Linked DNA regions of Homo sapiens: all the other regions are linked to region 2. Evidence: chromatin contacts called from ENCODE Hi-C data. All regions are on one chromosome and are shown on one strand. Each heading gives the region's core, a stretch centred on a gene start or an enhancer-like site at or near the end of the contact. The rest is flanking DNA. Distances are from core to core; before and after follow the strand shown. Region 1 holds the start of ZFR (zinc finger RNA binding protein). Region 2 has its middle 160 kb from the start of RAI14-DT. Region 3 holds the start of GOLPH3 (golgi phosphoprotein 3).

What was found. A loop is a pair of places that touch in the nucleus more often than their neighbours do. Pooled maps may share reads with other maps.
Region 1: a loop to region 2 is called in a pooled map, with 5 times the contacts of the local background. The contact joins the promoter of ZFR here to the enhancer-like site in region 2. A Hi-C loop is called at or near these places in 2 of 50 pooled maps.
Region 3: a loop to region 2 is called in a pooled map, with 5 times the contacts of the local background. The contact joins the promoter of GOLPH3 here to the enhancer-like site in region 2. A Hi-C loop is called at or near these places in 3 of 50 pooled maps.

The regions. Positions count from the first base shown.
Region 1 is chr5:32,443,208-32,446,581 of GRCh38, forward strand. ZFR (zinc finger RNA binding protein) reads right to left here and starts at 1,533. Exons shown (of 20, transcript NM_016107.5): 1 at 1,415-1,533; 2 at 1,022-1,121. The coding sequence starts at 1,451. RefSeq lists silencers at 576-915, 1,146-1,835 and an enhancer at 627-1,184.
Region 2 is chr5:34,497,826-34,501,247 of GRCh38, forward strand. No RefSeq gene overlaps it. Among named protein-coding and RNA genes, the nearest start is that of RAI14-DT, 160 kb to the right of the region's middle. RefSeq lists enhancers at 1,334-1,483, 1,934-2,003. Within about 2 kb of position 1,411, at least 9 of the 41 ENCODE cell types and tissues checked have a DNase peak (open chromatin) inside an H3K27ac peak, as active enhancers do.
Region 3 is chr5:32,173,057-32,176,571 of GRCh38, forward strand. GOLPH3 (golgi phosphoprotein 3) reads right to left here and starts at 1,263. Exons shown (of 4, transcript NM_022130.4): 1 at 754-1,263. The coding sequence starts at 978. RefSeq lists a silencer at 547-1,156.

The sequences.
Region 1 (3,374 bases), core at 283-2,782, 2.1 Mb before region 2:
GAGCCGTGTGCGCTTATGGCCTGAATCAAAAGTCTCAGATTGACTCAAAAGTAACAATTTAACAATCCACTGTTGTGTTTGTCTTTGGTAAGATGTATAATGAACTACAGACTTCAGAAATGAGAGCTTCCCTTAAAGCAGGGATTTCATCCGGTGCATTACAATGACTCAGTACAATCTCACTTGCATCTTCTTCCCTCCCCACCATTCCCCGCAGGGGAAAGACCCCCGCAAGGAGAATGACAGGCCCACCTGGGGCCTAAACTCCATAGCTCAAACAAGGCTGGGCACTCATTTATCAGCACTAGAAACTTCGCACATCTTTTCCAGTCTAAGAACTACACAATTTACAGGTGGTTGGTATGTGAATCTCTCTCCTTGCAGGAAAAACTAAAGGAACCCGATGAACACAGTGACACCCGCAGTTTGTCAGCAGGACTCGCTAGCGATGGAGCGTCTGGGGAAGAAGCCCCACGGCGGAGGAAAAGGTACCCGAGACAACGACACGTTATCTGGGCTCCGGGGGTTGAAGCACCAGGCGACGACGCAGAGAGGCGTCGCACGAGAAGCCAGTGGACCTGCGACACGGCACTCCCCGTGAGGTCCCTTCAGCCACCCTCTCCATCCCCCAAGTGGGAAGAAGATGGGAGGTGGGGGCTGGACGCGCGGAGGCGGGGACTGGGGGGCCTGCCGGGCGGCGGTGGCGGCTCCGCTCGGCGGCCGCAGGAGGCCATTTTAGTTAAGGGGCCGCTGAAGGGCCCTGAGGCCTCCACGTCCCTACACCTCCGCCGTCTCTACCTCCCCCCTACTGGGGGCCGCTCCCCGCCGCGGGCCGGGCCGGGCCGGGCAAGGCGGGGCGGGGCGGGGCGGGGCGGGAGAGGCCGCCGGGCTGGGCCGGGCCAGGCCTGCAGCGGGCCGGGGCTCTGGGATGGCTGGGGACGGGCGCGGGGGCGTCGCATCGACAGGATCCGGACCGAGGGGAGAGCAAGGGGCGAACAGAGAGAAGGCAGGATGCCGTTACCTATATTGGGCCGCAGCCGCCGCCGCCGCCGCCCCGCTGTGGGTGAATCCAAAGTAGTTGCCGGTCGCCATTTTGGCATCTTCCCCCAGCCGGCTGGGCACTGCGGCGGGCACGAAGAGTCGGGTCCCATGGCGGGACAAGAGACACAGAGGAGCCGAGACGCCGAGGGAGGGCAGGGAGAGAAAGAGAGAGGCGCCGTGAGAGCAGCCCTGGCGGGGCCCAGGCCGCGGCCGCGCCGCCTCCCCCTCCCGCCTCGCACTCCCTCACTCACTCGCACGCCCGGGTGGCGGCCGCCGCCTCCTCCCCGGAGCCTGCCCCAACCCCCGCGGCTCCCCGCTGCCCGGGGCCAGGGAGGGGGCCGGGCAGAGGCCTCGCGGGCCACATTAGACTCACCATAGGTGAAAGAAACTACAGGGCATATGGGAATCATGGGCTCGGGCTGCTGCTGCTGAACTCTGAACTCTCACCCGCTGCCTCCCTCCTCTGCCCCGCTCCTCCTCAGCGGAGAACAGACCGCCGCCTCCGACCGCACTGCGCAGGCGCGCCTGTGCTCGGCATCCTGGGAGCTGTAGTCCCCGCCGTCTTCGCGGCTCCCCCGGGCGCGTGCCGGGGCCTCGGCGGTGCGGGCGCGGGGAAGCCCGCGGGGGAAGAGGGGCCTGGCCTTCTCCGAAGTGGTGGTGACGCCGCGCGGCCGCGGGGCGACGGGGGCGTGTGCCAGAAGCGCCTCGCCTGTCCTCTGGGGAGTCGGGGAGCGTGACCAGAGAGAGTGACGTCTGTTCGCCTTTTTCTTTGCTTTCCACTGGCTTCCTTAACTTTTGCATGTGCACTTATTCCCTGCCTCCCTGTCTTCCTCGCTCATTAATTTTTCATTGGAATTCGAGCTGGGCAATTTAGGATTTTTCCTTATTTCCTGCTTTCCCGCAGCTTTTCCCCAACCTCTGAAGTGCGGAGGGAGGGAGAAGGAGAGGAGAGAAATAGAAAAAGGATGGAGAGTGCTTTTCTGTTGGACTAAAAGCACACCCTAAACATCCCTCCCGGACATACCTCTTGCTATACCCTTTCCTCGACCTGCACCCACTCCCTGAGCCATCCGGCGTATATCGGTCACCCAGCAGGGTGTCAGGCAGTGTTGTAGGTGCTGGAGATACGGCAGAGAACAAAACAAAGTCCCTGTTCCCGTGGAGTTTACGTTCTAGGAGCGGGTATATGTCAGCCAACAGCCGGTAGCCAAAACACAGAAATTCTGTCTGATGGTGACTGGAGCTTCAAGCATAAATAAAGCAGAGTAAGGAAAATAAGGGTAAGGGAGGTGCTATTTCATGTAGAGTGTGGTTAGGGAGACCACTTGAAGGAAGGAAGGACAGGCCTGGGAGATGCCTGCAGGAAGAGCAGCAAGTGGAAGGGTCCAGATGAAGGAATGAATGTTCAAGAGCAAGAAGATCAGTCTGGCTGGAGTCAAGTGAGAGGGAGACCAGATCACGTGCCAGATCTTTAGTGGTAAGGACAGAACAGTACTTGCCCCCATGTAAGCATTTCCTCTTTCCCTCTGTTTCCTCGCTTTCTTCCCTTTAGTTTCTCAGTTCGTTTTCAACCATTCTCTTTCCTCTTCCAGTCCCTCTTCTGATCGTCTAGTTTCTCTGGCCTTATGTTTCGTGTCTTCCATCAAGTACATATGTACTGCCTGCATTTCACCTCTTCCTTACCTTCTCCATGCCCATCCCCCAGACTCCCTGCTCCTCATCTCTCCTCATTGTTGGATATGAACATTAAAAGGAAATGCTGGCCGGGCGCGGTGGCTCACGCCTGTAATCCCAACACTTTGGGCGGCCGAGGCGGGTGGATCACGAGGTGAGGTCAGTGGCCAACATGGTGAAACCCCGTCTCAAAAAAAAAGAAAAAAAAAAAAAGCCGGGCGTGGTGGCGGGCGCCTGTAGTCCCAGCCACTCAGAAGGCTGAGGCAGGAGAATCGCTTGAACCCTGGAAGCAGAGGTTGCAGTGAGCCGAGATCGCGCCCCTGGACTCCAGCCTGAGCGACAGAGCGAGACTCCGTCTTAAAAAAAAAAAAAAAAAGGAAAGGAAAAAAAAGAAATGCAAAGGGTGAATCAGAACCCACCCATGAAATTCAGGGCTTTGTCCTACTTTCTTGTGCCAGAGCAGAAACAATGCCTCAATTCTTTTTTGTGCCAACCTTGCTCCCCACGCCTCCTACAAAAGTACAGGCTCTCAGAACCTGTCTGATTTGTCCTGTTACTCATTTCAGAAAGAGAAAATGTAGAACCTTGGAGAAAAGTTAAGTGTCATTATTTTTGAGAATACTGATGTTTTCCCAGGCAAAAGTTATTTGTGCCCCAAG
Region 2 (3,422 bases), core at 161-2,660:
CAGCTCACTGCAACCTCTGTCTCCCGGGTTCAAGTGATTCTCCTGCCTCAGCCTCCTGAGTAGCTGGGATTACAGGCATGTGCCACAATGTCCAGCTAATTTTTGAATTTTTAGTAGAGACAGAGTTTTGCCATGTTGGCCAGGCTGATTTCGAACTCCTGACCTCAGGTGATCCACCCACCTCGGCCTCTCAAAGTGCTGCGATTACAGGCATGAGCCACTGCACCCAGCCTTCTACTTCTTAAATAATATTTTCTGAAACCCTGAGATGTTGCAACGTTGTTCTACTCCCACTCCAATTTAGAACATCACTCAGTTATTTATTTCTTTATTCATTTATTTGGCAAATATTTAATACTCGCTGGATGTAAAACAACAGCAACAACAACAATAACATGGCCTGGCACTGTGCTAACCACTACAGTGAAAGAACAGATACAGTTCTCCTCTTTATAGATCACACAGTATCGTGGAGGAAACAGGTATTATTTCTTTTATTTATGTAATACTCGCATAATCTCTGCTATGCACAGAGCACTGCTCTAAGCACTTTACAAATATAAACAGTTAATCCCCTCCACAACCCTATGAAGTAGGTGATATTAATATCTCTATTTTTACAGATGAGGAAACTGAGGCACCAGACATTAAAATAACTTTCCCGGGATCACACAGCTGGGAAGCGCTTAAATCCAGGTAGTCTAGCTCCAGCACTCAGGCCCTCAAATGCTACAGTTAGGCTGCCTTTCAAGCAGATAAATGCTAATCAATAGACTATCCAGAAATGAAGACTGTGCTCGGCACTCTGAAAGAAAGCCAGGAAAGAGCAAGGGGATTTTTCACATTGGTTGAGAGTCAGGGTAGACTTCTCTGCAGAAGGAACAGAAAGGAGGAAGATTGCTCCAAGCAGGGAAAATTGCAAAAGTAAAGGCCCTTGAGTAAACAAATCTTAGTGAATTCAAGGACCTTCGAAAGAGGTTAGAGTCATCAGAGGGCAAAGGGCACATGAAGAGATGAGGTTGCAAGGGAAAAGGGTACGCAGTGTCAGGCCAGACTCAATTTTGTTTGGTGGTTCTCAAAGTAAAGTGGAAAAAAGGGCCGATCTTTAGGAAAACAGCCATAGGAAATAGAATGATCAAGTAGGGGAGCTTCATGTTTTCATTTTGAGAAGGGCCCCTGATATGATGTGGCTCTGCTTCCCCACCGAAATCTCATCTCAAATTGTAATCCCCATATGTTGACGGAGGGACCTGGTGGGAAGTGATTGGATCATGGGGGTGATTTTCCCCATGCTGGTCTCGTGATAGTGAGTGAGTTCTCACCAGAGCTGGTGGTTTTAAAGTGTGGTACTTCCTGTCTCTCCTGCTGCCTTGTGAAGAAAGTACTTGCTTCCCCTTTGCCTTCCACCATGATTGTAAGTTTTCTGAAACCTCCCCAGCCATGCAGAGCTATGAGTCAATTAACCCTCTTTTGTTTATAAATGACTCAGTCTCAGGCAGCTTTTTATAGCAGTGTGAGAATGGACTAATACAACCCCATAGCACATTTCACAAATGTCTAATCCTCACAACCACCCTGGAAGGAAACAGATCAGATAGATTTAACCCCTTTGCGATATCCCACCCACCTTCCTAATGCCTGTCCCCTCTCCTGTGTTTCTGCTGGTATAATCTCAGTTTTGTTCTGGGAAACCTATGTCTAGCCCCACACAAATACCCCTGTCCTAGCCTGCCCTGTAGCCAGGGGTGGCCTTGTACACTGCCTTGGCAGAAGAGACATCAGTGCAAATCTGCTGGGAGTCTGGGGAGCCCTTCGCTTTTCCTAATAGGCATAAACTTGGGTCCATGGGCTCATCACCACCTCCCCTTTCTTCCTATCTGGAGAAGGACAGGATGTCTACAGCTGTAAAAGCCATCATGCAACTGTGGTGGGACAAGTATAGGAGAAAGGCCAAGAGATGCTCTGAGAAGCTGACCCTGAACCAATGCCGGCAGCCACCCACAGCTAGACTTCTTGCTATGACTTCGTTTCAGCATTTTTAAGTTTTAGGGCTTGCATTCTCTACCTAAATGAAGCATCTGTTTTTATTTATTTATTTATTTTTTATTTTTCCAAGACAGAGTTTCACTCTTGTTTCCCAGGCTGGAGTGCAATGGCACGATCTTGGCTCACGGCAACCTCCACCTCCCAGGTTCAGGTGATTCTCCTGCCGCAGCCTCCTGAGTAGCTGAGATTACAGGAGTGCACCACCACGCCCGGCTAATTTTCACATTTTTAGTAGAGACGGGGTTTCACCATGTTGGTCAGGCTGGTCTCGAACTCCTGACTTCAGGTGATCCACCCGCCCCAGCCTCCCAAAGTGCTGGGATTACAGGCATGAGCCACCACGTCCAGCCAAAACACCTATTTCGCTACAAGCAAACTAAGGATGAGGAAATATCAGACTTGCAAAAACATCACAGAGCGGATTTAAGACCAGGTACACCTGACTCCACATCCAGCGCTCTATCTACTATATTACAAATAAATTCTTGTTTGCCTTAGGGATTTCTATGCATGTTCAAACTTTCCGGGCATTACACTCACCAATCCCGGAAACTGTGTTGCACAGAGCCCCTTCTGGACAGGCATGATTTGGGTCAGTGAACCCATCCTCCTCTGGTTACCAGAGCCAATAGGGTCAATGCACCGTCTAGCTGAAAGCCAGTGATATTGTCTGCTCCAAAAGATGTGCTGGCCAAATAAAAGTCTCTCTTGCAGGGATTTGAATTACGTCATTCTGGGAGATTAAGAAAGGAGACAATGGGACCCAAAGTAGGAAGGTAAGGACTGGTGAGAGCAGCTCACAAGATCTTGTGAGAGGCGAAGTTATGAGTAAGCAGAAAATTGAGCAAGCAGAAGTTATGACAGAAAACACCCAAAAGATGGGCTCAATGAAGCAGTGGGCCACGGGCGGGCAGGGGAGCAGTCCACCCCAGTGCAGGCATGACCCAGAGAGACTTTAAAAGCAATAATGAAACCCACACCAAATTGATCTGCTTTTATTAACACCAAGCACTGGCAAATCTAAACGATATCAGTAAAGCAACCTTTTGTTGGTCTAAGTTTCAAACTATTGTGGCAGTTAATGTTGAATTTTAATAATGTGTATGCAAGCTTTAAATAGCCTGCTCTTCATATCTTATATTTTAAGAAACACCGTATGCCACATGGAAGTTAATTCAGAGAACATCCAGTTAGCATTTAGTCCAAATACAGCTACACACAGACTCAGCTACACATATTTGTTTCAAGTGTAAGTCTTCAACAGCTTCGAACTGTTGAAACTCTCTTGGGATATAGCTCATTTCTCCAAAACCCTATGGTATGGCACATGTGTACATTTAAACAATAAACTCAAAATAGACTATGACAGTGCCAAG
Region 3 (3,515 bases), core at 13-2,512, 2.3 Mb before region 2:
ACCTGAAGCTTTGAGGCCTCTGATCAACTCACAAACCTACATTTCAAGCACTCGATGAAAAAGCCCTTTCTTAAGACGGCAAGACTTTGAGATTCATCAACTGATAAAATATAAAAGCGATACTAAAAATAATCTCTCACCTAATGTAAGTTCACCTAGAAAGTCATTTACCAGGAGGTTTCATGAGAAACTTAACTTAACTTTACTCAGTAAAAGAGCTTTTCCCTCTATTACCACTTCGCCTACGTTTTTCGTAATTCCCAACAGTAAGCTTTAACTGAAGAAGAAGAAAAAAAAAACATCCCCAGCAAGCAGATCCGGGCACCCCTCCCAGGTCCTAAAGCCTGCAAAAACCCAAAGAGTTCGTGGCGCTGGTGGCTCCAGCTGTTAGTTTCCCGGGCAGTCTCCGGGTTGGATTTGCACCCTGGGGTCTACACGGGTTAAAAACGCGGAAAAAAGGCGACGAAGAAATACAAACTGCCAGGGTGTCGAAATGAAAGGAGCGACTGTGAAAGGGGTAAGGAAAAATCCAAGCCATCTCTACGGGGAGGATCCAGAAAGCACCAGCCGCGCCAGGGGGTCAACCAACTCCGACACCGCTCGGCGTCAGCTGGGCGCCACCAGGCGCGGACTTCGGAGCGAGGGCAGGTGCGCGGGCCGGAAGCCTCGGGCGCTCACCTGGCACCTACCTGGAGCTCACCTGGCGCCCGGGCCCCGCGCCGCCGCCCCCCGCCCAGCCCGCCGCGCCCGCACCTCGCGGTCCTTGAGGCCCAGCAGGAGCACTTCCTCCATCAGGGTCAGCCGCGTTTCCTTGGAGTCGCCCTTGTCGTCGTCGTCCTGCTCGTCGCGGCGGCTCTGCGCGTCGTCCTCGCTGCTGCCGGCGCCGCCGCCCGCCGCCCGCTCCTTGTCGGCGGCGTTGCGGGAGGCCTCGGTGCGCCGCTGCACCAGGCCGGAGCTGCGCTGGGTCAGCGAGGTCATGGCTCCCGCCGAGGCGCCGAGCCGGGCCGAGAGGGTCGCAGGACCGACCGGGTCGCCCTCCTCCTCCCCGCGCGGCCTCCGATCCGGGTTTCCGTGTTAAATCCGGACGCCGGGGCGACGTCCGTCGGCAGCAGGGCCGGGGGCAGTCATGAGGAAACAGGTCAGGGCGAAGCGGGCTGGCCGGGCGTCGGCGGGGCAGGAGAGGAGCGCCTTCCTGCCTGTGGCCGCAGTCCCCGAAACACCCCGAGCTCCAAGGCGGAGGCGGCGGCGGCGCCTTTCCAATATGGCGGCCCCGGCTGACGTCACCGGAGGATGTGGCAGAGTCGGCGCGGGAGAGCTGGGCCGGGAGGCGCCGGAAGCGGCGGCCGGGGATCCGCTGCCACTGCAGCCTACACCCTTCCCGGCCCTCGGTGCTTGTCTTTTCTTTGGCGTTCCTGCGCCCCCTGACCCGCGGTCCTGCAGTCCTGCTCCCGTGACGTGCCCTCCCTCCTTCCGTTCCCCGTTTCCCCTTCACTACCCAGGGCTGGAGCCTGAACCTGGCGGGGCCCCCCGTGAATGGAAGAGCCTGGGCCACGCGAAGGTGGACCCCACTCAGCCTCCAGCCGTGCCCTCCACGCCCCAGACACCGCCGTCTTCGGAGGCGACTCCGCGGTCGTGTGGACGGGGTCCCATTTGGACTCCGGGGTCTGCAGGATCGGCAGGAAGGACTTTGCTCTCTGCTGCTGGGCGGGGAGGGGTACGCTATCTGCCGGGACTCCCTAACCCTTTAGAAGGAGCAAGTGCGTCCAAATGGTTTGAAAGTGGACCTTTATTGTTTTCCAGGAGTAAGAAGATAGAACAGTTGACCAGTTTTGTTTGTAAAACTTCTTTCCTTGCCTCGGACTTGTGCTATAAAGTGACCAGGGCGTAGTGAGTACAGTTAGTACCGCACACGTTAGCACGCTCGACCTTAACGATCTTTTTATAGAGACAATAAACCTGCAGCGTTTCATGCCACGTCTTTGTACGCATCGGATGTCTCTCCGTGTAGTTACTAGGTGAAATCCTCTTGGCGTGCGCAAATTAGGTTAAAAAAATAGCTGTCAAACCTGAGACAGGAGTTGGAGGAGTAGAGGGTGGCGCTTGTTAAGTGAAACATTTAACCAGGAATGGTATTGTGTGCCATCCTGTATTAAACAATGTATGGACAGAGTGGAACAACAGCAAAGCAAAAAATAAAAATTTTTTAAAAAAAGTGATCATGGGCTGTGGCTAAAGAGTGCTTTAGATGGATTCTTCTCTTCCACAAATCCATTATCCAGAACTGCTGCTGCCTACCATCCCATGCCCTGGAAAGTGACAGTGCTAAATGAAGGGAAGAGAGGGTCCAGGGGGCACACCAAGTAGACCTTCCCTTTTTCCCACCTGTCTTGGTGAAGGTCGATTTCACCTCAACCAATTTCTCCCATTCACACCCTCTTTTTTTTTTTTTTTTTTTTTTTTTTGAGACGGAGTCTTGCTCTGTTGCCCAGGCTGGGGTGCAGTGGCACAATCTCGGCTCACTGCAAGCTCTGCCTCCCGGGTTCACGCCATTCTCCTGCCTCAGCCTCCTGAGTAGCTGGACTACAGGCGCCCGCCACCACGCCTGGCTAATTTTTTGTATTTTTAGTGGAGACGGGGTTTCACCGTGTTAGCCAGGATGGTCTCGATCACCTGACCTCGTGATCCGCCGGCCTTGGCCTCCCAAAGTGCTGGGATTACAGGCGTGAGCCACCGCGCCAGCCCACACCCTCTTTGGACCTTTTTTCTTCATCTTTTCTGATTTTACCAAATGTTGTAGCTTGAAATATTTCTTTGTAAAATAAATGTAATTAATTTATTATGTGAAAAAAGTTAATCAGGAGTAGTGGCCCACATCTGTAGTCCCAGGTCTTCGGGAGGCTGAGGCAGGAGAACCGCTTGAGCCCAGAATTTGAGGCTGCCATGAGGGTGATCGTGCCACTGCACACCAGCCTGAGAGACAGAGCAAGACCCTGTCTCAAAAAAAAAAAAAAAAAATTGGCTGGGCGCGTTGGCTCACGCCTGTAATCCTAGCACTTTGGAAGGCCAAGGCGGACGGATCAGGAGGTCAGGAGATCGAGACCATCCTGGCTAACACGGTGAAACCCCGTCTCTACTAAAAATACAAAAAATTAGCCGGGCGTGGTGGCGGGCCCCTGTAGTCCCAGCTACTCGGGAGGCTGAGGCAGGAGAATGGCGTGAACCCCGGAGGCGGAGCTTGCAGTGAGCAGAGATTGCGCCACTGCACTCCAGCCTGGGTGACAGAGCGAGACTCCGTCTCAAAAAAAAAAAAAAATTACTTGACTAATATAGTCAAGTATGTAGTTCAAAGAGTACAAAGATATGTGTAGTGAAAATCTCCCTCCCAGCTCTGCCCCTGTTCACCCAGTTGTTCTCCTTTCTCTCCTGAAGGTTTTAATGCCAACAAATCCTCTGATACTCCTCCCCTCAAAATGTGAAGCCTAATTTCCCTCCCCCTGAGTGTGGGCCAGACTTAG